4 separate regions of the Mus musculus genome follow, and regions 2, 3 and 4 are each linked to region 1. A link is a loop called in an ENCODE intact Hi-C map of the cell type or tissue named here. Cell type or tissue: heart. All regions are shown on one strand. Links, peaks and the distances in the headings refer to the core of each region. The heading gives the core; the rest is flanking DNA.

What was found. Peaks named below come from ENCODE experiments on the same cell type or tissue, not always from the same donor. Only the 100,000 strongest peaks of a DNase experiment are listed, where the experiment ranks them.
Region 2: a loop joins it to region 1, with 8 times the contacts of the local background. A loop is called at or near these places in 23 of 42 quality-filtered maps.
Region 3: it touches region 1 in a loop (4-fold over the local background); 12 of 42 quality-filtered maps call a loop at or near these places.
Region 4: a loop joins it to region 1, with 6 times the contacts of the local background. A loop is called at or near these places in 19 of 42 quality-filtered maps.

The regions. Positions count from the first base shown.
Region 1 is chr11:72,922,680-72,930,149 of GRCm38, reverse strand. Zzef1 (zinc finger, ZZ-type with EF hand domain 1) reads right to left here. Exons shown (of 55, transcript NM_001045536.2): 54 at 6,969-7,040; 55 at 3,030-5,513. The coding sequence ends at 5,433. Among named protein-coding and RNA genes, the nearest start is that of Gm34704, 14 kb to the left of the region's middle. In heart, for the core only: no CTCF peak of the experiment used is centred there; DNase peaks (open chromatin) are centred at 3,449 and 3,689; H3K27ac peaks cover 733 bases.
Region 2 is chr11:72,997,380-73,004,849 of GRCm38, reverse strand. It overlaps P2rx1 (purinergic receptor P2X, ligand-gated ion channel, 1), which reads right to left and starts at 5,705. Exons shown (of 12, transcript NM_008771.3): 1 at 5,399-5,705. The coding sequence starts at 5,535. In heart, for the core only: CTCF peaks have their summits at 3,622 (motif pointing right) and 5,815; DNase peaks (open chromatin) are centred at 3,619 and 5,899; H3K27ac peaks cover 403 bases.
Region 3 is chr11:73,035,106-73,042,575 of GRCm38, reverse strand. It overlaps Camkk1 (calcium/calmodulin-dependent protein kinase kinase 1, alpha), which reads right to left. Exons shown (of 16, transcript NM_018883.3): 11 at 6,049-6,102; 12 at 5,308-5,381; 13 at 4,951-5,038; 14 at 4,599-4,727; 15 at 4,061-4,164; 16 at 503-2,355. The coding sequence ends at 2,283. Among named protein-coding and RNA genes, the nearest start is that of Ncbp3, 9.0 kb to the left of the region's middle. In heart, for the core only: a CTCF peak has its summit at 2,948 (motif pointing right); no DNase peak of the experiment used is centred there.
Region 4 is chr11:72,979,351-72,986,820 of GRCm38, reverse strand. It overlaps Atp2a3 (ATPase, Ca++ transporting, ubiquitous), which reads right to left. Exons shown (of 22, transcript NM_016745.3): 13 at 6,476-6,694; 14 at 6,047-6,382; 15 at 4,873-5,093; 16 at 3,995-4,197; 17 at 3,276-3,361. Among named protein-coding and RNA genes, the nearest start is that of P2rx1, 16 kb to the left of the region's middle. In heart, for the core only: a CTCF peak has its summit at 3,326 (motif pointing right); no DNase peak of the experiment used is centred there; H3K27me3 peaks cover 40 bases.

The sequences.
Region 1 (7,470 bases), core at 1,088-6,087:
CTCAGTTCTGTGTTCCAGGATGAGAATTTCTATCAGCAGCCGAGGGATGAACTAGGTTCTGAGAGTGCCTGAGCTGCAGTTCAGGAAGCTGAGGATGCTGGGACTAAGGACGTCCGCCGAGGAAAGCTGCAAGCAATAGGTAGAGCCAGCCCAAGAGAGGCCATACATGCTAAAGCCAGCAAGGCCATAGTGATGACCCTTTGGGGCCAGAGGTACAGGATTAAATGTCTGCCAGACTGGGGTTCAGTCTTTTACTGTTCCTTTCAGCATGTCTACACCCGCCCCTCTTCCTTCTGGAATGGGAACATTTAAACCATGTTACTGGATATTGTAAATATGTAACTTGATTTTTCAATTTTGTAGGGGCTCACAACTAAGAGTTTGTCTTTGAAGATGCTTTAGACTTGGGTTTTTGAGTCACACTGGAATGGTTGAGACTTTGGAGAGTCTTAAGAGAAGTATTGAAGACATTTTGCGTGCGAAGATGGGCATGAGTCTTTGGTAGCTAAGGACATCTGAACGTCAGGAATGGCTTGCGTATGAACTGTCCTCCATAGGCTTGGTTCCCAACTGTTTTGAGGATGAGGCGGGACCATTAGGAGGCAAGGCTGAGCTGAAGAAAGTAAATGAATCTGGGCGTGGAGGCCCAGGTTTTGGTTCCTGGTGCCCACATGATGGCTAACAGCCAGTTCTAGGGGATCTGATACCCCTTTCTGGCGTATCTGAGCACTGCATGCGTGTGGTACACATGTGCATGCAGGCAGGCACATAAAATAATTTTTTTTTTTAAAGTCTAGAAAGGTGGAGTTGAAAAGAATCGTTACCAAGTGAAGAGATGAAAAGTTCCCAGGAGAAAAAGCTTCTAAAGTCCACTAGTACAGAATAGCAGTGGCTGGCAGCTATTTCAAGACAGCTTGTATAGACCTTTTTTTTGAGGAGGTGCTAGCTTATGAGAGCCAAGCACATGCTCTACTCCTGAGCTCTGCTCCCTACAGAGGTTTCTGAATGTTCACAATGAGTGGTAAGTGGGACCTGGATGGGCAGGACTGCAATGACTTTCACTATTTGGGAGTCTGAGGCAGGAGGTTTGCAAGCCCAAGGCCATCCTGGAGAACTTAGGCCTTAAAAGAAAAAAAAATACAGAAAGCCCAGTGATCAGGTTATTGTTTAGTATGTGGGGCGCCCTAGGTTAAATCTGTAATACTGTAAACAAGACAACATATGAACATTACATTATACCTGATTAAAATGCACAATAGTATGTTAACCTTAAAAATTAAATTTAAAATGTAAAAGGAATTTTAGTCAGCTGACTCTTCTCACTTCTGCTGTGAATTTCTGTCCTAATAACAGTGTCGCCACCATACTTTAGGGTGTCTCACCTGGTGTAGTGGCTGAGCAGCTGTGTTGACAGGACTCACAGTGGCTACGTGGGGATTTCCCAGACATGGCATCTGCCCAGTTGTCATGGATACAGGTTGCTCAGCAGTTCTGAGATAGCAGCCCATAAGGACATGAGTCTTCCAAGTAGCTTTTTAAACATGAAGGCAAATTGTGGTTGACAGCTTAGGGAAGCCTCCCATGAAGGGGCACAGAGAGAGGCTCTTCAGAGGGAGCAGGCACTGCCACCTTGAGAGCAAACATCCTGGAAGATTAGGAGAGGCGAGGAGAGACAGACAAACTGACTGTCCACCTTCAGGCCATAGAGTTTCTCTTTCCCCAGAGTCAGATGCAACCCTTAGCTTTCCCGGTTTTATAGGCTGGTGAATTCTCCTTTTCAATTTAATTAGTTTGGGGCCAGCAGCACAGCTTGGCAGGTAAAGGCCCTCACTGCCAAGCCTACTGACCTGAGTGTACTGCCCGGGACCCTGGTGAGAGAGAAGAGATTCTTTTAGGTTGCTCTGCGACCTCCACAGATTGTGTGGATTAGATGCATATGCATACAAACAAATTCAGTTTGGAGTTTAACTTAAATATGGAGAAAGCGCACTGAATTCTGGAACCGTGCCTTCAAAGTGAGTCTCAATTCCTTTTGAGCTGAGGGAAGGTACAATAGCCAAGAATCCCTAAGAAAGAATTTGCTAATGGCTGCCATTTGCTTGACTGGACCTTGTCAGTGGCCTTGTTACTGCAGGAAGTGTTTATACATTTTCTTCTCATACATTGCTGATATTTTAAAAATTATATCTCTATCTAGTATGTCTCTGTATGTGGGTGTTAGAAGACAACTTTTAAGACTCTATTCACTTCTTTCTGGGTTCAAATTCAGGTTATCAGGCTGGACTGCAAGCCTCTTCACCCACTGAGCCATCTCAGTGGCCCTTAAACTCTTGAAGGCTTGAGACACTTTAGTAGTGGATATATATATATATATATATATATACATATATATTCCTATTTAATAGGACTATGTCGATAGTTCTTCCTGGAACAGTTTTGTAAGTTTAAACTGTTGCCTAAATTTGGGTCAGAAAATTTATTTTCATCACTACTTCATAAATATTTTGCTGTTATTAATCATAATGTAAATATCTGCTATGCAGGATATCTGTTGTACGACCCCTGTGAAAGGATCATTTGACCTCCAAAGGGGTCGTGACAGGCTGAGAACACTGCCCTAGAGCCTCCTAGCAGGTATCAGTGGCTTGCTACCCTGACCTCAAGAGGAGATGGGAAAGGAAGCATCCATATGAGAGTACTAGGATGGCACCCAAGGAAGGCACCACCCGAGGATGGATCCCCTGGTTGACCACAATGAAGGGCAAGGCTCACAGTTCTGTCAACAAAGGTTGGGCCCTGAAGGGTCTTCTGGACTTCTTCCCATAAGCAGGCAGTGATGAGGTTCTGTAAATCCCATTTGTTTGGCCAGGCATACACTTCAAAATATATTTCATAAGAGAAACTGAAGGGCCAGACATGAGAGACATGGGCAAGGGACTGTGGGTTTGAGGCCAGCCTGGGGGATATGGCAAGGTCTTTCCACAGGGGAAAGGGGGCAGGGAAGGAAAGAGAAAAGGGAGAAATCCACACAGAGTTGTACTTTTTTATATAGAATTTTTACAATATATTTCTCTTCATTTGCATATCTTATCCACAACTTAAAACATTCCTTTTACAGGCTGAACTCACTCAGCTGATATAATCAAAATTCTTTCACTCAACCAAATAAGAAAAATTCAAAATCGTAAACCCGTAAGAAAACAAATTAAAAACGATGATGAAAATAAGTCACTCCTCTCATTAGAACAGTGTCTGTACAATATATCTGATTTGGAACAGAATTCTTTATAGATTAGGCACATGTTTCCACGACCCCTTATGCCTGCCAGTTTTGTCTCCGTCCAGGCAGTCTTGCCTCCTAAGAGTCAAGGGGATATTGGCCTTGATGGAAATCCTTTGGGACCTCCTGCCCCGGCTGGGGTCAGGAGACATTGGCCTGGCTCAGCAGTGCCACCCAGTGGCCTAGAGAAGCAGAGGCAGTGGGCTGCAGGTGGCCAGGTCAGGAGGGACCCTGTCCGGTCAGAGAGCAGCTGTGGTGTGTGAAGAAGGGCAAACTTAAGCTCATTCTATGCAAACTGAAGCACGTAGAGAAAACAGCAAGCAGTGAGTGGAGAGGAGCTATGGAGTCCAGCGTTTATTTACAGTTGCTCTTCCCGATGGGAGGGTGGGAGGAGAGCTGGGGCCACTGTCCCAAGGGAGGTCTCCAGCCTTGCCCTGCCCTGTCCACCTGCTCTCTCTGCTCAGTCTGAGGTGTGGAGGAGTGTGAGTGTGCCATCTCCTCCCCCATCTTCTAACTGCTGTGTGGTCTGAGCCACCGCGAGTGAAGCCTCTTCACCATGCACTTGTTCTGACTCTCATCCGAGACCTACTTGGAGGGAATGGCGTGCAACGGGAGACTTCTCTGGGGTTTAGGCCGCTTGCAAAGCGTAGGTGCTTTGGCAAAGAGCAAAAGGTGAGAAAGAGGTTCCTCTGGGCCAGCAGACACCATGTCCAATACCATGGGACCTGGACCAAGTTCCCTCTGATGTCAGGGTGGTGGACCATAGGTCACTCCATTTGTTTCTGCTTTTATAACCCATCCCCTCCCATTCTGTGGCCACTTTTCCTGTGTGCTGGGGTTCATCAGATAACCTAATTCTATGACTGGGCAGGAAGTGGTGCCAGAAGGCATAGCACCTTTGCACAAGATGCTCCCACACCTGCAGGTTCAGGTTCTGCCAATGCAGTCCTTTGCCAACTCCCAGAAGAGTCTTCAGAGGCCAAAGGGGCAAGCTTGGTCACAGCAAAAGCCAGCCAAATGTGGCCCTGGCTCTTAGGAGCCTTTTTTTTTTTTTTTTTTATTTGCATTCTGCCTGTGAGGTGGGATATGCCTCTGGCCAGATGCCTGCCCTTCAACAGCAGGTGCCTCAGGATTCTTCCTGAAAGTCCACGGCCTGCTGCTGACCCAGCATCCTACTCTGTGGCTCTGGGGAAAAAGGTCATCAGCACACAGGGCAATGCTAAAACCATAGAAGGAAATACGCAAAAGCTTCACTAAAACTAACGTAGTTATTGCTAGGCAGGGGATGGCCAAACAACCAGGCAGGAGGTTCAAGGTCGTAGGCTGCTGATCACCATGACCTTGGAGCAGAAGTATAATCAGGTGTGTCCTGACTCCTGAACAAAGGCTCCTCTGAGGGCACTGCCTGCACTGCAGGTGCTGGAGAGCCCCTCCATTTCTGTCACTTCCACACATGCCAGTTTGCCCCTAGGCATTCCCTAGGGGACCTCTCAGGGAGTCGATGTGGTTCTCTTCTAAAACCATGAGGGGAAATGAAAACTAAAACAATGAAGGAACAAAGATGTGTGCGGGGAGCTGCTGCACAGTGACAAGCAAAGCCTGCCAGCTGCTCCCAGGGACACCTGCTCTCACTGTGAGTTGGCCAGCTAAGCTGTGGCAAGAAGATTGCTTGGGAACTGGAGGTGGCTGGGAGGTGCTCATGTTGGTTATGGGCTGGTGTCCCAACTGGGCCACTGCTGCTGCAAGCTGCAAGTCTTACTGCAAAGGTAGCTCTGGGTGGATGGTGCCTTCTCCTGATGGCAAGCCTAGGCAGCTCCCACTCAGTGGAGACAGAATCCTTTCAGAGACGGCTTCCAGGTCTTCAGTGCTGTGACTCCCCTGGAGGAGACTGGCCTCTAGTCTCTATTCTCTGAATAACTTTCCCAAGGCCTCTTGATGCTCTTTCTGAGCCACTCTACACTGCTGTGCCTTTTTGGACATGTGGCGCCTGCAGTGGGCCTTTTTGATGAGGCGGCTGCTTGGCCAGATGGGAGCAGGGGGTGGGCTCAAAGAGAGCTGGGTGCAGAGGCTTCAGGGGTTTCCTGAGCAAGGTTGGAGGTCTGCTATAAACCCCTGTAGACAAATGATCAAGTCCATGCATATCACACTGAGGCTAACACTCAACATTCCAGAGGCGGGTGGCCTTGTTTGGGTAGTTGATGGCCAGGCTGATAGCAGCAATGTTCTGCAGAGCCTATGGAGGGAAAGAGCAGTTATCAATATCAAGAGCCACTGACTTCCTCATCCTTGAGTCTAAGTTCCTCAGCTGGAGGGTGATAAGGTGAGCCAGAGGTAGTCCCCCTTACCCAGTGGCTCACAAGTAGAATGAGAAAGAAAACAAAACCAAAGCCCACAGGAAAACCCTGGGTAAGTAATAAAACAACCATGGCCATGGTGTGGTAGCAGTCTAGTTGCTGAAGCAGGGGTCTGGGAAAGCCATAGAAAGGAACAGAAGGGGAGCACAAAGGTTCACACAAGAGGTGAACAGCTAGTGCTAGAGAAGTACCCATGGGGAGCTCAGAACACTGCGGGGAAAGCAGCTGTCCCAGAAGGACATGGCTAGAAGGCAGAACTTCAGGGAAGAGACTGGCAAGCTGTGGGGAGGGCCACAGGGGAAGGGGGATGAGATATGCATGGGCAAGCATGAGGGCCAGTCAAGCCCATGGAGAGAAAGCTGGTGCTCACCACACATCAAAATCTCTTATAGCACATCAAGAAAGCAAGGGCCGTAGTAGCCAGTGCAGCTGGCTGCTAAGAGACCTCAGCAGCCCCACCTGCTCTTTCCCCTGCTTTAGTAGGGGAGCCCCAGTTCCGAGCAAAACACTTCTAACCTTCCACATAGAGCCTTCCTTGAAGGATTAGGCTCTGGGAAGAGTCCCAGGTGGATGCCTAGCTGAGAAACGTTCTATGAGCGCTGGAGATCCCCCAGCTGTCTGTCTGCTATAGTAGAGCACAACACTTCTTTCTCCAGGATGAGTACAGGGCAGATGAGTACAAGAGTCCAGCTTTTGTTGACCCAGACATTAAAGAAGTCTGCAAAAATGGAGCCAGGGCCGCCATCCTCAATATTATTTTGTTTTGAAGAGATTTTTCCCAAAACACATTAACATGAAATGTGTTTACTGTCTTAAAGATTGAATTGATACATAAATGTTTAATTACTGTTCTAATTTAGACACTTAAGTCTAACCTCTAATGATGCACACTGATGTATACAGGGTTTCTTGGGTCCTCTATCATTTAGAAGCACAGCTGTCAGAAGAGGAGTTTTCTAGCCAGGGAAGCAAAGTACATCCAAAAAAATCCAAAAATATCTAGAATCTAAATCTGTGGAAACTTCCAAGATCGGCCAATGAGTAGTTAAGTGAAGGCACTGGCTGTTTTGGTTTCAGAGACCAGATTCTTGCTAGTGTCTTCTGACCCCACAGTTTAATATGAGTGACAGTGATAAATGAGGCTCCCTGCTCTTTCTGAGAGCAGGAGGAAGTGACTGAACAGCAGCTGAGCTCCATGTAAACTCTGGCAGGGTCTGGACCTGTCATGCAACTCTAAGTCACAGCCCCACCCCCAGTTCCGGCAAGTGAGGGGGTGTTATCTGTCACAGGAACATGACCCACAGGCTAACTCTTGGAAGACAGGGAGGAGGTACCTGTGCTGCACATCGGAGAAGGTGGTCCTCGGTGGTTAAGGCCAGCAGGTACTCCTGAAGCAGGCCAAGCTCCTGTAAAGACAGCATGGGCTCCTTGAATGCTGGAAGGTAGGAGGGCTGAACACAGACACCCACAGGCAGACAGGAGCCTCCAGGGGGTAAGCAAGCTCACTTCGAGGCACCTGTGACACCACACACTCTACAGCCATGAAGGAACCTATCTAGAAGGCCCAGGGACTTGGTTCCAGGGCTATCCCTGATGCCCACAGGGTGATCAGGCAGGGTATGGTAGTCATGTCTTCCTGAGGAAGACAGGCAAAGGACTTGTGAAAGGCCCTTTCATGTGGCAATTCAATGAGTCTATTGTGCCTAGAAGAAAGAGGAGGAGGAAGAACATATCTGTTTGATTTTCCAGAAGTCCCAGTCTAAGGCAGTCCCTAGACCCCTTTGGCTATAGGCCAGACAAAATAAGCAATATAAGTTGATCTGAGGTTCTCTCCTC
Region 2 (7,470 bases), core at 932-5,931, 75 kb before region 1:
TCACTTCCTCCTAGAGTGTGTGCTATTGCTGCAACTGACATCCTCTGCTGACATCGGGCCCTACCTTCTTTGGTCTTCCAATGTGAGCCGAGAATTAGTGACTCTTTAGGAATCTTCCAGGCCTCCGGTACCATATTGGGACTCCTGAGATATCCAGCTTCATGGACTGATCTGCTACCAGGCTTTCTGCCCCCTCCAGCATGCAGAGAGCTGTAGTTAAACTACCTGGCCCCTATCTATTGTGTAAGTCCATCTAGTGACTCCTCTTCTATGCCACACATACATTCTGTCAGTGTTGTTCCTATAGAGGACCTTTCCCAGTGCAGATCTGAATACTGAGGAATGGGGCCATTGCTTAGATACGGCTGACCATGTACAGCTTAGGCCTTTGAAACTGGTCTGTGGAAGGAGCTGTGGGCTACAGAAGCCCTTGGATGCTGTAATCAGAGCTTAATAGGCCATTCTGGTGAGAATATAGAGGATAAGAATGCTAAGAGAAATACAGCCCGTGGGGACCAAGATCATGAGGTCTCACAGGGAAATACAAGCTCATTTGGGAACTAGGCCATCTGGGTCATTTCTGTTATACGCTGGCAAAGAACCTAACTTCATTCTGTCTCTGTCCTGAGAACTTGGAGGAGGCTTAATGTAAAAGCAATAAGCTAATTTTTTTTTTTGAAGAGGAAGTTGACTTTGTTGTTTGGACCATTTGAAACAAAGTTTCAAACATCCCTGCTTGGCCTTAAACTCTCTGTGTAGCTGAAGATGACCTTGAACTCCTGCCTCTACCTGCACACAGGGATGCAAATCCACCTACGTTTATGTGTCCTGGGGATGGACTCCAGGGCTTCGTGGTGCATGCTATGCAGATACTATCTCAGCTGAGCTACATCCCCAGTGAGGAAGGTTTAACTTAGCTGGGGATGCCCACCCTGAATGTGAGCAGCACCATGCTGTGAGCCGAATACGAAGGGGAAAGCAAGCCGGCATTCTCATTGCTTCCTGACTGAGGGCCGGGGAGACTGGCCATCCCAGTTCCTGCCACCACAGTCAGAGCTACCGCCACCATGCCTTCACCATCATGATAGACTGGATCCTCAAACCATGAGTCAAACCCCTTCTGCCTTCGGCTGCTCCTGTCAGGTGCTTTGTCTCAGCTACCAAAGAGGCAATCAATATACCTGGGACCCACATCCACCTTCCACACCAGACATCTCATAGGCATCTCTGATGCAATGGGACTGTTTGGAAAACAGCTCTCTGGAGTTCCTCAAATTTTTAAATATGGGATTTCACTTGACCTGTATACCTTACAGAAAAAAATAAATCCACTAAAGTACTAGTCTACAAATACTCAGGGCAGCATTGCTTATGGGAGTCAAAAAGTATAAACAGCCTAAAACGTCCAACCACAGATACTCTAATAAATAAGATGTGGCGAATCAACACAGGGAATATTATTTAGCCATAAAAAGCATTGGGTTATTGGTTTATGTCACAACCAACACAGCAGGAAAAAGAAGCCAGATACAAAAAGGCACATGGCATGTGGTTCTATTTATAGGAAATACCCAGAATAGGCAAGCAGTGAGGAGAAGGGGTGTGTGTGTGTGTGTGTGTGTGTGTGTGTGTGTGTGCGATTTTTTTTTTTTTTTTTTTTGGTTTTTCGAGACAGGGTTTCTCTGTGTAACCCTGGCTGTCTTGGAACTCACTTTGTACTTTGTAGACCAGGCTGGCCTCCAACTCAGAAATTCGCCTGCCTTTGCCTCCCAAGTGCTGAGATTAAAGGCATGCACCACCACCGCCTGGCATGTATGATTTTTTGAATGATAGAAATGTAATTAGAAGTGGTAATTATACAACCTTGTGAATAATAAGGACAACATGCTTGTGAGGTTTTGCTTGATTTGAGACAGTATCATCCTGTATTCCAAACTGGCTTGGAACTCACCATGTAGTCCAGGCTAACCTTGAATTCATGAATGTATGAATTCATGATATTCTGGGTACTGAGTGCTAGGATTAGAGGTAAATACCACCATGCCTGATTGGGTCAGAATTGTGGTGTGTGTGTGCGTGCGTGTGTGTGTGTTTATGAAAATTAAAGAAAAACTCAGTGGTTGGGAAGTGCGATTAGTATGCTCAAGACCCTGGGTTTAATTCCTAACAACAAATAAATGAAAGATAAGTTAATTAAGAGAGGGGACTGGAGAGATGGCTCAGCAGTTAAGAGCACTGACTGCTCTTCCAGAAGACCCAGGTTCAATTCCCAGCACCCACATGAAAGCTCACAACTACTCCAAGATCTGTCACAGACAAACATGCAGGCAAAACACTGATAAACATAAAATAAAAATAATTCCTTTCAGGGTTTGGAGAGATGGTTCAGTGGTTAAGATTACTGATTGTTCTTCCAAAGGTCCTGAGTTCAATTCCCAGCAACCACATGGTGGCTCACAAACATCTGTAATGGGATCTGATGCCTTCTTATGGTGTGTCTGAAGTCAGTGACAGTGTACTCATATACATAAAATAAACTAATCTTTAAAAAATAATGATTACTTTCTTAAAAAAGTTAATTAAAAGGGTGGATATTATTTGAAGTCAGTCTCATGCAAGTTCCAGTCACCAAACAAAACATTCAACCAGAGCCAGACATGGTAGCTCACACATGTATTCTTAGCACTTGGGTTGCAGAGACAGAGGCAGATATCTGTGAGTTTGAAGCCAGAACGAAGTGAGTTCCAGAAGAGCCAGGGCTATGTAGAGAGACCTTGTCTCAAAAATCAAACAAACACAAAATCCAGCTGTCCCCCAACCCCCCACCCCTTGACTGGGTCTCACTGTGTAACCCTGGCTGCCTTAGAGTCTTACAACTCACTATGTAGATCAAGCTTGCCTCAAGCTCACAGAGATCCACCTACTTCTAACTAGCTAGGGTTAAACTCGTACTTCCATACCTGGCCAGTCTAGCCCACTTAAACCCACCTAACGAAGTTTTTACCCTGTGTCCCCTCTGCTTTCCAGCAGGAACGGCTAGACCAGTCTGTCTCATAGCCCAATCCCTCCAACTGGAGCATTTCACCTGTGACATCACCTTAACCCAGGCCAGCAGAGTCTCCATCTTCCAGGGCTTCTTCCCCACTTGCCTTGAATGTACAGGAAGAACATGACCAATAGAGTCCAAAGCCTTAACTTTCCTCCTCTGAGCCTGTTCCAGATCTTGGCATCTCAGCCTCTTGTCTGTTGTCTGCCTGCCTGCCTGCCTGCCTGCCTGCCTGCCTGCCTGCCTGCCTGCCTGCCTAAGTCTAAGGCCACTTTCATCAGAACTGTGTTCCAATGCTTGACTTTGTGTCCCTCTCCACCTCCATGCTGCCCGTCCCCAATGTGGGCTTCACCTTGTCTGGTGCCCAGAGACTGACTCTCTCGTCCCCCCCACCCCCGACTTCCCTGCAGCCCCCACAGGACCAGACAAACATCTAGGAAAGAGGAGGATCCTTATAGCGAAGCCCTTTCCCTTCACAAGGAAAGGTCCTCTCCAACCGCTGTCCTATGTAACAGTGGAGCAAGGCTCAGGAGTTTAACCTGCAGGAGTCATTGTAGCATCTGGCAGTGGCCAGATGAGGGCGACAGAGACAGTAGGTGCCATTGCTGGAGCTAGTAAGCGCCCTAGTTAGTGGGCAGAGAAGCCTGGGTTTGGGGACCTGAAGACCTTGCCTTTGGCTCTGCTGTGTGAACTGGGAATTTTAGCAAGACTAGTTGCATCCCTCACCTCTGATACCCCCACCCTCACACCAACAAGAAACATTTGAAACATTTGAAAATGATAGACCATTTCAGGCCAGAAGAAAGGAAAGAGGGATGGGGTAAGGTTCCTGTCACAGGAGGTATAGATCAGGGCTAAGGGGCAGTAGGGACAGTAGACTATCCCTTTTGTTCTGTCCCTGTGACAGTCAGACACTGCTCCTAGCCACAGTTCTGAAAATAAAGTAGAGAGCCCCTGGGGCCTGAGTAGGGACAACCATTTTGATCTCCCCAAGTGAGAAACAGGCTGGGCTTGAGTAGTGACTTCTCCTTCCTGAGGAACTAGCAAATAATTAATGGTGGACGTTTACGCCCCTCTTGTGCTCAGCAGGAGGCTACTGGTACCCATCAGAAAGTTTCCTGGAAACTTTGTAGGGAGTGGGAAATGAGGAGACAGAGCAAAGGTTCAGGGTTGATTTGCCTAGTGACCTAGAAATTCCAGGGCTCCTCTATGGGCCTTAGTCTTCCTCTTAAGCTTGACCAACTTGATTTGTGACCAAGACATAGCCTGAAATGCAGCTGAAGGATCCTGGCTTTGGCTGCACCTGACTAGCTCTGAATCTTAGGGCATCAGTGAGCAGAAGAAAGGCTACTCTAGGAACTAGATACTCCCAAGAGGCTAGTACCACATGAGTAACTCTTTGGGCTCTTAGTCCCAGTCCCCCCAAATGGGGATTTGCAGAGCCCTCAGAACCACACAACACAGGCAGGCAGGGGTACTGGGCGTTCTCAGGCTCCCATTAGGACCCAACCCTTTTACTGATCTCATAGCCTCTAGAGGCTCTTTTTAGTGTGACTGTAAGTAAGCATGATGCTCCTGACATGTGACACTTCTGGTACCCAGCTACCTCAGACCCAGGGCAGACAGAGACACAGCTGTAAGCTTGCGTAGCCAACCAGGTATATAAAACCACCGGTACATGGCTAAATATATAGGACATGGGCAGTCATAGAATACCATGTTAGCCCACACAACACACATGCAAACACAAGATCCTGCCTGGCCTGCTAGCCTTTGCATGGTTCCCAGGCTAGCCAGATAGCTGAAGGAGACCTGTGCTGCTCTGACCCTGTGCCAGGGAAGGAGATGTCACACTTGGGAATGGAGACTACTTCCTGCTCTGTGTCTCCATCAAGATGCTAAGTGTTCAGAATCCAATTGTCTTTTAGTCCCCCAGGGACCTGGATTTCCCAGGTTGTCCTTTGTTCTGACTGGAGAGACGGGAACAGAGCCTATGTTCTGGCGAGTAAAATGAGGCATTGCTTTGTTTCAGTTGCATGAGGAAAGTTGGAGGTGAAAAGGGCTCTTGCAGGGCGTGCCACTCACTCACTAGAAGGGGCCTTTTACAATGTCCTCAGGACCCACAATGGTGTTGCCCCTTGGTCACCATGCACCCAGAGTAGCGTGTCCTATCCTGCATTGGTGTCTCCATCTTGACAGTAGGTTAACAGGGCCTATTCCTTCTTAAGGCATGGAGGCTCACCAGGAGAGCTTTCCAGTGCTTGGAGAGATGAAGGGTACCCCAGAGCTCTGAGGATTGGCACATGTAGAAGACTGGTGCCCAAAGGTGTTGGGAGGGGGACTTAGACTCACCCAATGACGTAGACCAGAACCACCAACTGGATCAGACGGAAAATGACTCCCACCTTCTTGTTTCGTACCAGCACCATCCGGGGAGTGTCATACTCAAAGAAGAAGGCTGACAGCTCATCCTGCAGCCGCCGAGCCATGGTGGGCCAGAAGGGGCTCAGAGACAAGCCCCCCGCACGGCCTCTGTGGTCAAGGGCAGGCTAGCATCTGTGTCTACAGAGAGAGCAGTGGAGTGGCTGGAGGCTTCCCAGCCCCTTAAGAACAGAGCAGGCCAAGTGGGGCCAGAGTTGGAGGTTCGTTGGTGGGATCTGGGTTAGGAGGGAAAAACCCAGGGTGATCAGAGCAGCTTTTGACTGCTGGCAGGCAGTGGAGTACCGGCCAGTGGTGCCCCGTGAAATAAATTCCCAAAGATAGACAGAGGCGGAGCCAGTGAGGCCACCCAGGCCCAGCCCCACTACCCCTCAAGGCTCCGCCTGGGCCCTGCTGGGCCTCCGGAAACAGGAGCTGCTCTCCGGAAACCACCATGGCCACCAGCCACAGGGCCAGAGATAAAGCTACTGGCTACCCCCACTCCAGGAACCTGACAGGACAGAACTGAAGGGTCTCGCCAGGACAATCCCTCAACACTCTACCTCCATCCCCACCCCCACAGTCTCAGAGTAGACAGTTCAGTCCTGGGGACCTGCAGGAAGATGAACAGAACTGATGTCAAGTCCTGTAGCCTAGAGCTACCCTTGGACACTCCCTCTTCGTCAGTCCCTTCAAGTCCAAGCTTGGTCTATACCCATTAACTTCAGCCTCAGGCTGGCATCTCTATCTGCAACCTTGCTCTCCCTCTGTCTGACCTGCTTGACTGTACTCCTGACACCACTCCCATCCCATCCTTACCACCAGAACAGACAGGGAGGTAGACATCTAGACGAGACTAGGGTCACCTATCCCTAGGGAGTTCTGAGACCCAGCTTGGAAAGCCTGATATTAGGCAGTTGTGTCACTTGTTGAGGGCTTGGGGGCATTGTCTGGCTTTTCTAAGTCTGCTTCTTGTAAAGTGGGACAACATAACACTTTCCCCAGAGTGAAGAAGCCCTTGGGGGACGGTCCCAGAAACCTCCAGGACAGAGAACTAAAATACACTGTTGAATTAGGGTTCAGGTCCAATACAACCCTTGCCTTCCTCAATAGTAAAGCAGACCCTGAGCATAGGGTCCCAAGAACCTGATCAGGCTGGCTCACACTGTGCACCTAGGGTCAGAGGGAAGCATTCTCACCCTGGCCTACTAGAAGAACCAGCCTGAAGCACAGGTCTCCTTGGTAACCTTCACTGCTCTGCACCCCCGGCCAAGCCGACCCACGCTGAGTGCTGATAAGGAATCTTCTTCCTCATGAGCTACTAACAGGGAGCGAATGGCCCCTGGGCCTGGCACCGAACCCTTATGCAAACTGGGCTGCTTTCTGCATGTCCCCTCCCAGCACCCAGGACCAGCCCCAACCTCTTGAATAGAAAACACACACACACACACACACACACACACACACACACACTGACATTCCAGTAGGAACTCTCTCAACTGTCTGACGCCACTGAGCCAGGGTGGTGGGAACCACATCCTTCGCTTTTTTTTTCCTAAGGAGTCAGAGCTTCAGCAGGCTCTGTGACCTTACCCTGACCCCAAACAAAAGGGCATGTCCCTCTCCCAGCTGACTTCACGTGCAGCTGTTACAGCAGTAGGCCCAGAAATGAATTGTGTGTGATAGGAATGGGTGGGTGCTAAGACTGAGCCATCTCTGTGCCCGCCCCGACGATGCTTACGCCATATTCTAGAGAGGGACCTGCTCCAATTGAGGGAGAAGAGAAAGGATGGAGAGAAGAAAGGAAAAGGAAGGCAGTCATTGTCCAGTATGTTGCTTCATGCCACAGCCGCCCTCTCCCATACTCCTCTTCTTCTTCCCCCACTTCACCTCCTCCCTTCCTTTCTCTTTCTTTCTCCTTTTCTTCTTTCTCCCTATCCTCTTTCCTTTTATGTTTCCTCTTCCTCCTCCTGCTCTTTCCTCTTCTTCCCCCACTCACTCCATCC
Region 3 (7,470 bases), core at 865-5,864, 110 kb before region 1:
CTCAGTGGTTAAGAGCACTCACTGCTCTTCCAGAGGTCCTGAGTTCAATTCCCAGCAACCACATGGTTGTTCACAACCATCTGTAATGGGATACAATGCCCTCTTCTGATGTGTCTGAAGAAAGCAACAGTGTACTCACATACATGAAATAAATATTTTTTTTTTGTTTTCTTTTTTTCTTTGTTTGTTTTTTGTTTTTCGAGACAGGGTTTCTCTGTGTAGCCTTGGCTGTCCTGGGACTCACTCTGTAGACCAGGCTGGCCTCGAACTCAGAAATCTGCCTGCCTCTGTCTCCCAAAGGAAATGTGTCCTGTGGTTCTCAAGCACCCAGTTCTCCGCAAAGCTGCACAGGCGACAGGAGTCCTTAGCCTCATGAACCCACCTTCCACCTCTCCCCACCTCTCACTACCCTACCATGCTGTTCCGGTGCCTTCCAGAAAATTGAGCCAAGTCAACTGTGACAAGAAAGAAACATGTCTGGATGCAGAAGACATACAAAGACTTTTTTTTTTAAACTCAACAAAGGGCTTTTTATTGTTTGTAATTCACTTCCTAAGAAGTTAAGTTTTATAAACACTCTTATGGAGTTTGTTCACTTGTGCTACAATCACAACCAAAGCCAACCAAAGCTCTCAGCAACAGGCAACAGTGAGCATGACTTCCTGGCTCCACTGGGGTCAATGAGGCCAGCCACCCAACTGACAGCTTCTCCCATGTGGGTCCCATCCACGAAGCTCCCTGACTCCTTGTTATTTACTGGTTGGTATTTAGCTTGCCTCCCAGTCACTCTATAAAAGTATTCTTAGAGATAGGATTAGATGGTTTGTTTTCAAGCCCTGGGTTCCATTGGCTGCCTTAGTGCAGAGGAATTGGGTTGAAATGGGAGCCCTTTGACAGTGGGCTACCTGCTGCTCCTAGGCATAAGTTGATGTAGAAACTATATTACAGATGCATGTGCCAGTATGAGACATGCAAGTGTGCTGTATACAGCAGATGGGCACGCACACGCATGTGCACATGAAGGAGCAATGTACACCCATGGGCACAGAGATACAGTGGGAACCAGTGCTCCTACCCGGCCTCTTTTCTAGTCCAGCCTTCCTGCATTCTGAAACCCAAGTGGGCAGCCAGGATCTCTTCCGGGAGGCTTTCAGAGAGGGCTACCTGAGTCCTGCTCATCTCCCTTTGGGGACCAATCCCTATGAGCATTATTCGTAAACATTAGAATAGCCAGATGACCACAGAATCCAGAGAGCTGACATCTGTTCTGGAAGGGCATTGTCCATGGGTGTCCCAATTGTGTGCAGCTCTGACCTGTGTGGCTGACCGTCTGATGCCCTTAACTGAAGCAACTGGCAGAAGGGCCACCTGCCTCCCACCCGGGCAGTTTATCCTTCATCATAGGCATGTGGTGAGTAAGCCAGCGTCGGCTCAGAGCCTGGATCCCAGTTACTTCCACATCTGCGGGGCCACAGTTCTGAGAGTCATGACCCTCCTTGTCACTGCTGGTATTCTGTACCCTTCATTCCGGAGATCCATAAGACAGGAAGGGAGGCTGACAGGCAAAGTACACTGCTCTGGGCTCTGGCCTATGCTCTGAGCTGCATCCACTTCAGCCCTTTCTCCGGCAAGTGCAGAGTATAAAACACAGTCCATGAATGTCAAGTCCAGATGACTGCCAAACAGTGTGCCAGGGACTACCTGAAGCCAGAGGAAGATGCTCCCCACGACAGCTGCTCCCACCCCAGCCCTCAGGTAAAAGACAATGAAAGAGGAATCTGGATTCTCCAAGGTGAGTCTGCTCCCAGGCACGTGCCATTATCCGTAGCATCCACGCTAGAGATCTGAGTACGCCAGCACTCAGCACCTTCCACACAGAGGTGAGGCAATCGCCCTCCTTGTGTGCACCAGCTGGGCGGGCCACCAATCCCTATGGGCGTTCTCTAAGAAGCAGCCCACCAGGTCTCTACCTGCCATTTTGATCTCTTGCCTTCTCCCCTGGGCCTCACCAGCCAGTCAGGTAGGGTTTCTAATATTCCCTGCAAGATGATTCAGAACAGAGAGGACCAACTGGGACCCCCAAGCCCCAGATGACACACATTCCAATCCTGTCCCTGGATGTGCCTGTGCGCAGGTCATGCAGCACAATGGGTGAGGGGGGCCAGGAGAGGGGCTGCGGTCCCCAGCCCCCTGCCTGCAGGGGCGACTATTGCATGAGGGCGGTGGGCCTCTGGAGGTGCGGAATGAGCATGCTGCCGACGGCCCTGGGCACATGCAGGGACTCAGGACGCAGCCTCATCCTCCTGGACTCCGGGAAGCTCTGGGCTTTTGCACCCTTCTCCGCATCCTTCTTTCCTGTTAGGAAACACCAGGGGCAGGGAGATCCCAGGAGTCAGAGTGTGTATGCAGGGGATTCTCATATACATTCACATATGGTTGACCATCCTACAGCCTTTCAGATCCCCAATCCACACTAGCCTCCCTAGGATCTGTCCCATCTTCGCAGTCCTTCTTGCTACTTCCCCTGGACCCAGCCTCAACCCACAACCCTTCTGTGGCCTCTCAGGAATCTCTAACCATCTGATCCAAAAGACTTTCTGGTATCCCAGGAATACTGCCCAGGTCAAAGGTCTTCCATATTGACCCCAGTGGGTAGAAGGCTTCCGTTGTATATTTCCTTTAACTTCCCCACAGGGCCGAGTTACCATCAGTCTTGGAATTCCACCATTCAACAGATCCCTGAATCTGATTACCCATCCCCGATCTCAACCTTTGTTTTAAAAATATCCAATCAAAGGATCAATTTGAACTGGACTAACAATATCATAAAATGTTACAAATGGAGTCTACCAAGTGTCCCAAGGCCCTCGATGAGGTTAAAGTGTACCGGATTCTTGTTTTTGTTCAGTTTCAGGGAACAAACTGGAACTGTTCTTAACTAGAGGCCACTTCATTGTACCACCAGGGGGCTCCAGGACACAAGCACTGAGCTGGAGTGGTCCCGTTTCCTGCACAGCCATGATGTCAGACTGTTGTGCCTACATAATCATCAACAGCATCCTTTTCACTCTCAGATCCGTCCTAGTTCATTTATCAAATCCTCCATGATCCACTGCAGCACCAGGGCCCTGATACCAATTACCTCAGAGAGGAAGGAGGAAACGTGCAGACATCCCCCAGGTCTACCTCACTGCGTGGCCACTCCTTGTAAGGGCAGGCCTGCACTACGTCCATGCTCATCTCCCTGGGAAAGTGCCTTTACCACAGGGCAAGCCAAATGTTCAGCCCTTCTCCCTGAGCTCCCTCACAGCCAGAGAGGTACCCATCTGCGGTAGGATCACGATATTCTGGTTCACAACACCTCACAGTTCTCAGTTGGAACACATCTCAGTTCACAGATCCCTCTGAAGGTCTGTACACAAACTCTAATGGAAGGTGAATTTTACTGCAGCAGAAAAACTGGAAGCCAGAATCAATGTTCAGAGAACTGCTTTTCTGATCTCTCCCAAGGAGGTGAACTCATACATGTGGTTCAAAGTAGGGACCCCTTAGCAAATGGGTTCCTGTCCTCCAGCCTTGCCACCTAGCTGGTCCACATGGACTCGATCGATGAACAAAGTGCTGGCTATGGATAACATGAGGCACTCAGGAGGGCATCACATGTCCAGCTTGGGGCCAGGGCAAGTGGTCAGAAGGGCCCATTTCTCCACGGACACCAGCCTTCAATAAAGAGCAGACTTGACTCTGTCTGTAGATTTTGACTGCCAAGGGCTAAGGGAAGCGAACATTAGAAGCCAGAGAGTTGGGCTGGACCCAGCAGGAGAGCATGAGCAAAGCAGACTTCCAGAAAGAAAATATGTCCCAGGGAGAGCTGAGTTAAGTCTTCATCTCTTACAGTGTGTGCATGGAGGACATTGGGCCTAGACAAGGATGCAAATGGGGCCCTGCTCTGAAACTTGGATATGTCCCTAGGCTCTGGTGACAGCTCCAGACTAATATAAGTTGGGGACATATCTCAGTGCCATGCCTCAGCCCACAGGCCTCAGCCCACTGTACTTACATCAGTAAGCTTCCTGGTGCAGACATGGATCTTTCTTCCCTGCGTGCTTGGGGCTCGAATGGGTTTCCAAAGGAACGCTTTCTCAGCATAGACTTGACCAGGATCTGGGGAGGAGAGGTCAATGTGGGGCATAGGCCTGGTCAGCCAGTCCCAGCCTAAGCAGGTAAGTTCATGGGGTAGGGTGTGGTCTAACTGACAGGTGGAGTTCTTGAGCCAAGTCTCCAGGCTTTTCACTGTCACTAGACACCAGTGTGGTACCTCAGGTAGAGCAGCAGTTCACAGAATGTAGGCAAGAAAGGAACTGCTTCTTCCTGCCATGGCCCTCCCCAAACCTCAGGTCTCTCCATCGGGTTGAATAAGGTGACCTTATTCCAAAAGTCCATAGACTCCAATGGAGTGGGGACTTCCATGGCCCCTGAACTGTGGCTGACTGACCTGATGCCCCACTGTTCCTTCAAATGCCAAGAACAGAGCAAGTCCCAAGCAGTGGCCACACCCTTCTTAGGCGAGAGAGTCCCATCATCCCTCACCCTCTTACCACAGTGGTCCAGCTGGGGATGAGCCTGACTGAGTTCTTCACCTCTTCCTCGGTCACCTCCACCACACTGCAGTGCTCCTCCTCTGAAGGGAGGGGCTCCTCTCCATGCTTGGTCACCCAAGGGTGTAACTGTAGAGCCCAGAAGATAGAGAAGGGCCAGGGTCATCAACAAGAGTCATAACCCAGGTTAGACATCAACCAGCTAAGGTCCCCAAGTATCCCGAGCATTGACCTTGAAGGAGTCCTCAACCCAGAAATGCCAAACCCAACCCCCCCACACACACATCCCAGGGTAGGTCCGTCTTGAAGGGGACACAGACCTTGGCCCTGGACAAGGCCTCTCATCTCCCACCTTGATATCTGACACCCCAATTCTTGTCTCAGGATTCTTGTCTAGCATCCTCAGGATCAGGTCTTTGAGGTCCTCGCTGACCTCTGGCCTAGGCAGAGAAAAGGACAGGGACCAGGATGCCACCATGAACGAGGGAGGGTCCTTTTCTCACTTTCCTGGGACCAAGAATAATCCCAATCACACTCCTCAGATGGACGGACAGAAGGCCTCCCATCTGCTCTGGACCCTCCAGAGGATCAGTTTCCCCTTTCTAACTCTGAAGGCTGAGATGGGACCCTCACAGGGCAAATGCTCTGCTAAAGTTCAGAAGTAGGGGGCGGGGCCTCCATGATCCGCCCCCCTCCATGGACAACTCACTCCTCAGGGAACACCACGGCCTCATTCTTGATCTTACGGTGCAGGGTCAGGATGTAGTCATCAATGAACGGGCACTGTGGGAAGAAGAGACAGACAGGATGTAGGCCTTGATCCACACTGTAGGGGGCCAGGGGTGCGAGGCAGTTTATGCCCCACCCCCAACCCAGCAGATGGGAAAGGCCCCATCTAACTTGTTCAGGACACACAGCAAGGGCTCAGCAAATGTAACTGAGCAGATGAGTCACTGCAGAACTATGCTGGCTGCACCTGCCACCAGCAATAAAGCTGCCTGCAGCAAGGCCTTCCTCTCCCAGGCCCTGGCGTCTGGGGACATGTTCACTGAGATACCGCCTGCCTCCTTAAATGTGCTCACCAGAGCCAAAGCACCCGTGGGATCTTGATCATGTCAGGGTTAGAGGTCGGCAAGACCCAACGTTGTGAAGAAATGTTGCATGGATGAAAGAATGAATGACATCTAGAGAGGACGGGGCTCACTCTGGAGGAGAGGAGGCAATACCACTGTCACCTCCTCTTGGATATGTGCTGTCCCAGGGCAACAAATCAATCCCTCCCAGAGGGGAGAAAGAGAAACAAAAGGCCTCTCTTCCCTCAGACTTCTTGGCCCAGGTGGGCTTTTCAAAAGCCATTCTGTCTAGGGACACAAAAAAGGTTCTGCATCTGTCGCCCACTCCTGGCTCCTTGAATCCAGTCACACAGTTTTGCAGGGTCCCCAGGACTCACCTTCCCATAGACAAAGCAATATAGCGTGACCCCAGTGGCCCATACATCCAAGGCCTAGAAAGAAACAAGCTGTGTCAGTAAGTATGACGACCCCCACTCCTACCTCACCCATCTTTATTAGGCTGTGGAAGAGCCCTCCAGGGACACTCCTTTCCCAGGCAGGTGTCAATCAACAAACGCTCCCCGAGGCTTGACCTACGCTGGGCCCTGCGCTAGGCACAGGGGAGATGCCAAGGATGACCAGAATAGAGCTGTGACATTCCTGGGATTGTGGGCTTTCTAGGGACAGGCCCAGAACAGACACTGTTTCTAACGCAGCAGGTTTCAAGCCTCCTTTCATCCATGAGGTCATCTGCTGCCTCCATGACACAGATGGACTTCCAAAATAGCAGTATGTGCTGAACTCATGCGCAATAAGTAGCTCTGGGTTCAGGAGAGCCTCACCTCAGTTACTGTGCAACTGCTTCCAATGCCAGAGGCAACCCCTGTCCCTCCTATCCCCCTATCTCCTACAGCTCCTCTCAGGCCCGGGTGGGACTCTCCATAGGATCCTCATGTGTGCAACCCCTGACACAGATCACCACCACCACCACCACCACCACCATCATCCATCCCATCCATCCATCCATCCATCCATCCATCCATCTATCCATCTATTCACCCATCTTTCCAGGGAACACAAGGCAAGTGCAAACTGGTGTGTCCTGAGACATCAGTCTGCTTTCCAATCATTAAAGTCAGAATGACAAAGAGAGGGCATGAAGCTGGAGGCCGGGGAAAACACGGGATAATGTGTTTGTAAACCAACACTTGGGATGTAGCTACTGGAGAATCACTAGTTCAGGGTCATTCTCAGCTACAGAGCAAGTTCTAGAGCAGCATGGGATATGTGATGCCCTGTGCTCACCCCTCACCCCAGAAAAAGGGTGGAGGGAGAAATGCCTCCAGATCAGAGGACTCTAAGGAAATGTGACAGGTGACCCTGATGGATCTCCAGGATTACAAAAGAAAGAAAAGGAGAAAGAAGAAGAAAACAGGCAAGCTGAGAACATGAATACTACTTCATAACAACTTACATGTGTGCAACACACTATAGGACAGTCCTATCAGTGACAAGTTCCTGACCTTGGTCACTAGACTGAGATTATATAAGAGGATTCCCTTGCTCTTAGGAAAGTCACTAAAGCACATACTGATAAGCAGACATATTGTCTCAAAATAAACTTCTGAACGATTCAGAAAAATGTAATAGGAATATTCAGAAACACAAAGACAATGAAAGAGCGAATGTGGCAAAGCTGATGAGTGAGGGTAAAGGGCTAGAGAGATGGCTCAGTGGCTAAGAGCATTGGCTGCTCTTCCAGAGGACGTGGGTTTGGTTCCCAGGACCCACATGGTGGCTCACAGCACTCTGTAACTTCA
Region 4 (7,470 bases), core at 1,116-6,115, 57 kb before region 1:
AACCGTCTTGATTATGCTGATCAGTGTGGGACCCCCAGCCTGATACCAGGCAATAGCATTTCCTGGACCTGGGTACTAGGCCATATAAAAACAGAGAGCAAACACCTCCAGCTCAGTAGCGTGCACCTCACTTTTCTCTTTAATGGTGAAATTAGATCTATACCAGAGATCTGGGTACTGTTGTTGGTTTTGATTTTTAAATGATTTATTTTTATTTTATGTGCACTGATATATGCATGTCTGTATGAAGGTGTCAGATCTCCTGGAACTGGAATTACAGGCAGTGATGAGCTGCTGGGAATTGAACCTGGGTTCTCTGTAAGAGCAGCCAGTGCTCTTAACCACTGAGTTATCTCTATAGCTCTGGTTTGGACACACACACACACACACACACTTTTATATGTGTAGGTGTTTTGCTTGCATGTATGTCTGTGTACCACGTGAGTGTCTTTGTCTGGTACCCTCAGAGGTTATCAGATCCCCCTGGACCTGGAGTTGCAGGCTGTTGTGAGCTGTTACACATTTGCTGAGGATCTAGGCCAGGTCCTCTATAAGAGCAGCCAGTGTTTTTAACTGCTGAGCTATCTCTCCAGCCCGCTTTTGATTTGTTTGAGACAGGTCTCACTATATATCTCTGGCTGGCCTGGAACTTGCTAAGTAGACCAGACTAGTCTCAAACTCACAGAAATCCACCTGCCTCTACCTCCTAGGTGCTGGGATTAAGGTCCTAGTTGGCATAATTATTTTAAAATAAATTTCCTTGTGATTTACTATTAACAAGTAATTGATTTGTATATGTATTTTTATAGCTATACGCTTGGGAACATATACAAATTTCTTTCCTTTTTTTTTTTTGCTTTTTGAGACAGGGTTTCTCTGTGTAGTCCTGGCTGTCCTGGAATTCACTTTGTAGACCAGGCTGGCCTCGAACTCAGAAATCCACCTGCCTCTGCCTCCCAAGTACTGGGATTAAAGGCGAGCTCCACCACGCCCAGCCATATACAAATTTCTTGGATAAGAAGGGGTTTCAAGTAAAAAAAGTTTAAGAAGTCATGAACCAGGAGGCTGGAGGAATACCCTGGTCGTTAGGAGCACTGGCTGCTCTTCCAGAGGCCCTAGATTTGATTCCTAGCACCCACATGGAAGCTTATAACTTTAACTACAATTCCAGGAATCTGACACCCTCTTCTGGCCTTTGCAGGCACCAGGGACACATGATATACAGACATACAAACAAGTAAAACACTCTCCACACACGAACTTAAAAACAAACAAACAAAATCTTTTTAAAAAGTCATGAATCAGAGTGTTCCCTTTTGGGAGTAACCCCAAAGATCCCTTTCTTGAAATCTGACAACTTAAGGCTGGAAAGATGGCAGAGACAGGCAGGCCTCTGGGGCACACTGACCGCCTGCTTAGGTATATCTATGAATCTATGAGTTCCAGGTTCAGTGACAGACTCTGTCTCAAGAAAATTAGGTTGAGAGTAATCAAGGAAGACACCTAATGTCATGTACCCACATAGACAAATAAAACACGGTGTGCCTAAACTCCCCACTGAAAAACTTGCCACCCTGAATAGGAGTCTCAACTTCCTCAGGCCATCAGACTTCCTCAGACTGCCAGTTTTTTGTAGAGACCCTCTGACTAGCACTTCCACACTCAGTTATTTGTGGCCAAGCCACAGTGAGTGGTGTTTGATGGACATTTCCCAACCAAGTGGCTGAATGAGAAAAGGAAGACCCTAAGGACTGCTGAGAAGAAAATATCCCATCAGGCTAACTGGGGACTTAAGGAGATGTCTAATGTGACTCTTAGGTGTCAGCTTCAATGACCAGGCAGACAGTGGATCTGAGAGGAGATGGAAGAGAGATCATTGTGGGGAGACTGGGTTTTCACAGGCCTGTGAGAATCTCAGAGGAAGGAAACGGCATTTATAGGGTTGGATCTCAGAAGAGAGAAAGGCGATCCCTAGAGATTTGGGATCCACGTTCTAAAGCAGCAAAGATCTACACAGATCCTTGTTCTCAACCCATGGGCTGCTGTGACGCCCCTGGGAGGCATCCAATGACCCTTTTATAAGGGTCACCTAAGACCATCTGTACATCAGATATTTATATTCCAATTCATAACCGTAGTGAAGTTACAGTTATGAAGTAGAAATGAAAGTAGTTTTATGATTGGGGGTTACCACAATGTAAGGAGCTGTATTAAAGGGTCACAGTGGGCTGGAGAGATGGCTCAGTGGTTAAGAGCACTGACTGTTCTTCCAGAAGTTCTGAGTTCAAATCCCAGCAACCACATGGTGGCTCACAGCCATCTGTAATGAGATCTGATGCCCTCTTCTGGTGTGTCAGAAAACAGCTACAGTGTACTCACATACATAAAATAAGTAAATAATTCTGTAAAACGTGGGTAGGGGGGCGGCAGCCATAGCATTTAGGAAGGTTGAGCACTCCTGATCTAAAGAAAGGTGAAGACAATGATGTGTGGAGGCACAGCCCAAAGCTACCGTGGGAGCCAGAGATGCTGGAATGATCAAGGATGGAGTGATCCCTGACTGAGGTAAGAGAGAAAATAGCCTTTGAAGGAGGCAGGGCTATGCTCTGTACCATGGTGGATGGACTCATGGGCTTGAGGGCTGCTGGGTGCCAGAGCCAGAACATGGCTCTGGGGCTGCATCCTCTCCAATAATGTAGGTAGCATGCTCTAAGGAAAGCAACACTCCCTTAGCAATCCCTGTACATTGTTCTGTAATGTCTGCTTCAATCAAGCAAAGGGCCAGAAGGACAGACAGTAGCTGAGAGGGGTCTAGCTGGTTTCCAGAGTTGAACTGAGCTAAGGCTGCTCCACACTGTGCTGTGTGGTTGTAGGTTCCTGCCAGTCACGAGATTCTAGAGGTCAGTGGGTCCCATCTGAGAAATACTATGTGGGTGATTCAACTGTCTTCCTTCAATCTCTTCAGTTTGACCCTCAGCCCGAAGTCCCACCATTTCAGGGCTCACACCTCTGGGCCCTCAATGTTTCAGGGTTCTGAGGTAAAGGTAAGATACCTAGTACCCCTTAAATGATTGTCAGAGAATAATATTTCCTTGAGCTGGGGGCTGTGCTGGCCCTGTGGCCTTCCAGGGCCAAGCAAGCTACTTGGAGGATGGTGTTCACACCTGGAGATGGGAAAGGAGAGCTGCAGGCCAGTTTCGGAGGCTGAGTCTCTCTCTGGAACTCCCTCGACCTCATAATCCAGAGCCCCACCTGTCTGGTCTCTACTTGCTCACCAGCTGATAGAAGGTGACTTGAGGTCCCTCGGTGTCATACAGGAACCACCAGGTGGCGGCAGCCACTGTAGCCAGGCCTACATACACTGTGGGCAGGGGAAGAGGGGACGCTGTAGTAGGCAGGTGAGGTTCTTAGCTATGCATGCCCCTTTCCCAATCATCCCCTCCCTAAGCCATGGTATGCTAACATCTATCCTGTGCCAATGGTAGGCCCTCAGTAGTAACCTGGCAGGCCATACTCTTAGGCATAGTGACTGATCCAATATGTACTAATAAAAACAGGTCTGTGACTGTTATAAAAATTAACCCAACGTCTCCCAGGGCTCAGGAGATGACTCAGTGGACACAACTGAAGATCCAAGCTTGGGTTCCCATCACACATGTAAAAGGCTAGATGTGACTATGTGTGCTGTAACCCCAGGACTGTGGGTTTGTAGGGATACCAACAGGAGGATCACTGGAGCTTGTTGGCCAGTCAGCCTAACCCTCCCCCAGCCCCCACCCTCCAAAAAGGGCAAGCTCCAGGTTAGTGAGAGACCTTATCTGAAGGAGAAAAGGTAGAAGCTGATAGACCAGACCACGGCCCAGATCCAGCCATAGGCTGTGCCTAGTCTTTTCAGTCACGTGAGCCCACAGAGTCTATTAGCAGATGTTGGCTGAGTTGCATTATCTGCAGCCTGCAAACCTAGGATGCCCCTGAAGGCTGGAGCCCCGCTCACCTCCAATAGCCAAATAGCGGAAAAAAAGCCAGCCACTGATGAGGGCCTCACGGGGATTCCGAGGCGGCTTCTCCATGATATCCAGATCTGGTGGGTTGAAGCCAAGGGCTGTGGCCGGTAAGCCATCTGTTACCAGGTTCACCCAGAGCAGCTGCACAGGGATCAGAGCTTCGGGCAGGCCCAGAATTGCTGTGAGGAAGATGCTAAAACCAGAGTCACGGGCTCTAGCCCAGGCAGGCCAGCTACCACTAGAGGGTCCAGCTCCAGGTCTTACCCGAGGCTGAAGGAGGGGCCCTCCTCAGCTTCCTCTGCAGCCCAAGAGTGAGGGACATGAGGATAACAGGACTACCAAGGACAGGTGGGTGTATGCACACATACCACATGCCCAAGTATCAGAGATGTGCAAACACCCAACACCTGTCACACATAAACACAAGCAATCACCCATGTGCTGGCCCAAAAGTGCGAAGATGCAGAATCCACATGCATTGAGTACATGTGAATTCACACATCCAACAGGCATCTCTCCCATGCAAACAGAAATGTGAACATAAGCACACTCTGTTATACATCCTGTTTGTGTTTATATTCAACAGTGCATGAGAGCACACACACATTCCTAAGCATAGACCTCTCACCTGAACACACTATACATACACACACATATCAGTGCATGCATACATGTAGACACCCTGTTGCCCTGTGGTGAAGTTGCTTCTCCAGTCTTATGGGTCTCAACGGAAGAAGCTATGAAGAGGAAGACCATGGCTTGGGGGGGGGGGGTTGTAGAGGATGCTGGATTGTACCACAGGGGTGGCCCCCTCAGGGACAGAGCTGGTTGGTACAGGGGCTTGGGAGGAGGGAGCACGGAGCCTCACCAGACAACCTCGCCAACATTGGAGGAGATGAGGTAGCGGATGAACTGCTTCATGTTGTTGTAGATGGCCCTGCCCTCTTCTACTGCAGCCACAATGGAGGCAAAGTTGTCATCGGACAGCACCATCTCTGCTGCTGACTTGGCCACAGCAGTGCCTGAGCCCATGGCGATGCCGATCTCTGCCTTCTTCAGGGCTGGTGCATCATTCACCCCATCGCCAGTCTGTGGGCCGGGCCAGGTAGGACACACCTGAGAGACTTGCCTACGTCCTCTTACCCCAAGCAATCCTAGTGTTAGGGGATGTCCCCAAGGTCTCAGACACAGGGACAGAGGAAATGTGGTGGGATCAAATGAGCTTTGAGAGTAAGCCTGTAGTCCCAGCCACTCATAAAACAGGGGCAGGACAATCACAAGTTCAAGATCAGCTTGAAGCCTGTATTGAAATGAAAATGGAGAGAGAGAGAGAGAGAGAGAGAGAGAGAGAGAGAAGAGAGAGAGGATGATCTTATAAATTGGTTTGACAATGAGATTAATGTAGGCTAGGGTGAATGGACAAGATCAATCCTAGGTCTACAGATGATGATGAGGCAGGGGTAGGGATGAGGTGGACCAACTCTGAGGACAGGTGTGAGACTCAGGTTCGATATGGAGTCGATCATGAGACTGAGATTGTGGGGAAAGCTGAAGTCAATCCAGAGACGAGGTAATGGTTATGGCCCAAACTAAGGGCTAGCTTTCTCAGATACATATGGGAGTCAAGGTGAAGGACAAGTTCTAGACAGAACTCAGGCTGAAGGTAAAATCACAAATTAAAATAGAGGTTGGAGTCAAGGTCACTGTCCTTATGATCAGTGACATCATCATCAAGTTTGGAAGCCAGATTGGAGACCAGGTCAAGATTGACGTCAGCATAAAGAACTGAACAGTACAGGGGAATCAGAGTCAGTGTCTGTGATCAGTTCTGGACCAGGTCAACATTCAAACACATGTCAGGATTAAGCTTAATGTAAACAATAAGAGGCTCAAAGGGCTGGGGGGTCACCTCAATGGTAAAGCACGTGATTAACAAAAACATTTGAAGATCAAGGTCAGTGTAGAGTCAAGGTTGACAGCAAGACTAGGTTACAGCTGTAATCAAATTAAGCATCTCCCAGGCTCTGCCCCCGTAGCCTCACCATGGCAGTGATCTCATTAAAGGACTGTAGGTTCTCCACGATTCGAGACTTATGTGCGGGTTCCACTCGGGCAAAGCACCGGGCAGTGCGACAAGCCTGGCGCTGCTGCTCTGGGCTGAGGTCATCAAACTCACGGCCCGTGTAGGCCTTGCCCAACACATCCTCCGTGTCCCCAAAGATGCCAAGTCGGCGGCAGATGGCCACAGCTGTCCCTTTGTTGTCCCCTGTGATCATGACCACTCGAATGCCAGCCCGGGAACAGCGTGTGATACAAGCAGCCACCTCTGGTCTCGGTGGGTCTAACATGCCCACGCAGCCCACGAAGGTCAGGTCTGTCTGTGGGGAGGAGGCAGAGGCAAGCACAACCTGAGTCTATCCTTGCCCTCTTGTGTGCCCAGCCACTGCAGGAACCCGGCTCTCAGCACCCACCTCGTACTGTACAAACCGGCTGCAGTCATCTAGATGCATGTCCTCCTTCCTTGGGGGTGTGTCCCTGGTGGCCAAGGCTAAGCAGCGCAGTGTGTCAGAGCCTGAGCCCCAGTCCCGGATCTTGGCCAGGATATGCTCTCTGGAAGTGGTGCTCAGGGGTGCTGTTCGGCTGCCCACTCGGACTGAGCTACAGCGCTCAATTACACTCTCAGGAGCTCCCTGCAGAGGGAAGGAAAGGAGTCAACTCTACACAGCCAGGTCCCTGGCCTTCCTTGCCACTCCATAGAGAAAACTGCAAGCCACTACGGACAGATGAAGGCCGACAAAGAGAGCACACGGAAGGGAAGAACCAACCATTCTTTGTAAGTTCAAAGGGGGAACCTGGTGCACCTCACTGTGAGAAAAGCAGCCGGGCAGGCAAGGTCACAGCCGACCACCAGTGGTCTCCCGTCTCTACCAGCCCACAAATGAGAAGGCTTGCTACAACATTTGCATGTCTGGGTGGGATCAGCATCTCTCATGGGAACCTGTGTCTCCTCCCTGCTTGCCTGGTAACAATGGGATTCTCATTCTGTGCAGCAGGGAGGCATGTTAAGTGCCACTTGAAAGAGGACATGCAGTGTGGCAGGTGTGACCCTGGCAAGGTAGCTTTGGTGGAGGGGTGACTGATTCCTCAGTTTCATCAGGGGCTCACCTTGGACCTCACCTGGGTCTAGGATTGCTTTCTGGCTAACCCATCAGTGACATCTTCCTATCCTGTAGCCTAAAAACCCAGGGGCTACCTTCTCGGAATGGCCAGGGTTCCCAGGATAGAAGTTCTGTCCTTTTACAGGGACTAACACCTTCACTTTAGGACCAAGCTAGGGATGGGATCCTTCTGTCAGGTTTGAAAGTGGCTCTGGAAGGCTGGGTTGAGACCTGCTCCTTCCCCTGCTTAGGTCTCGGCTTCCCAAGAGTAGCAACCAGATCACCACCAACCATCTGAGGCAAAAGGG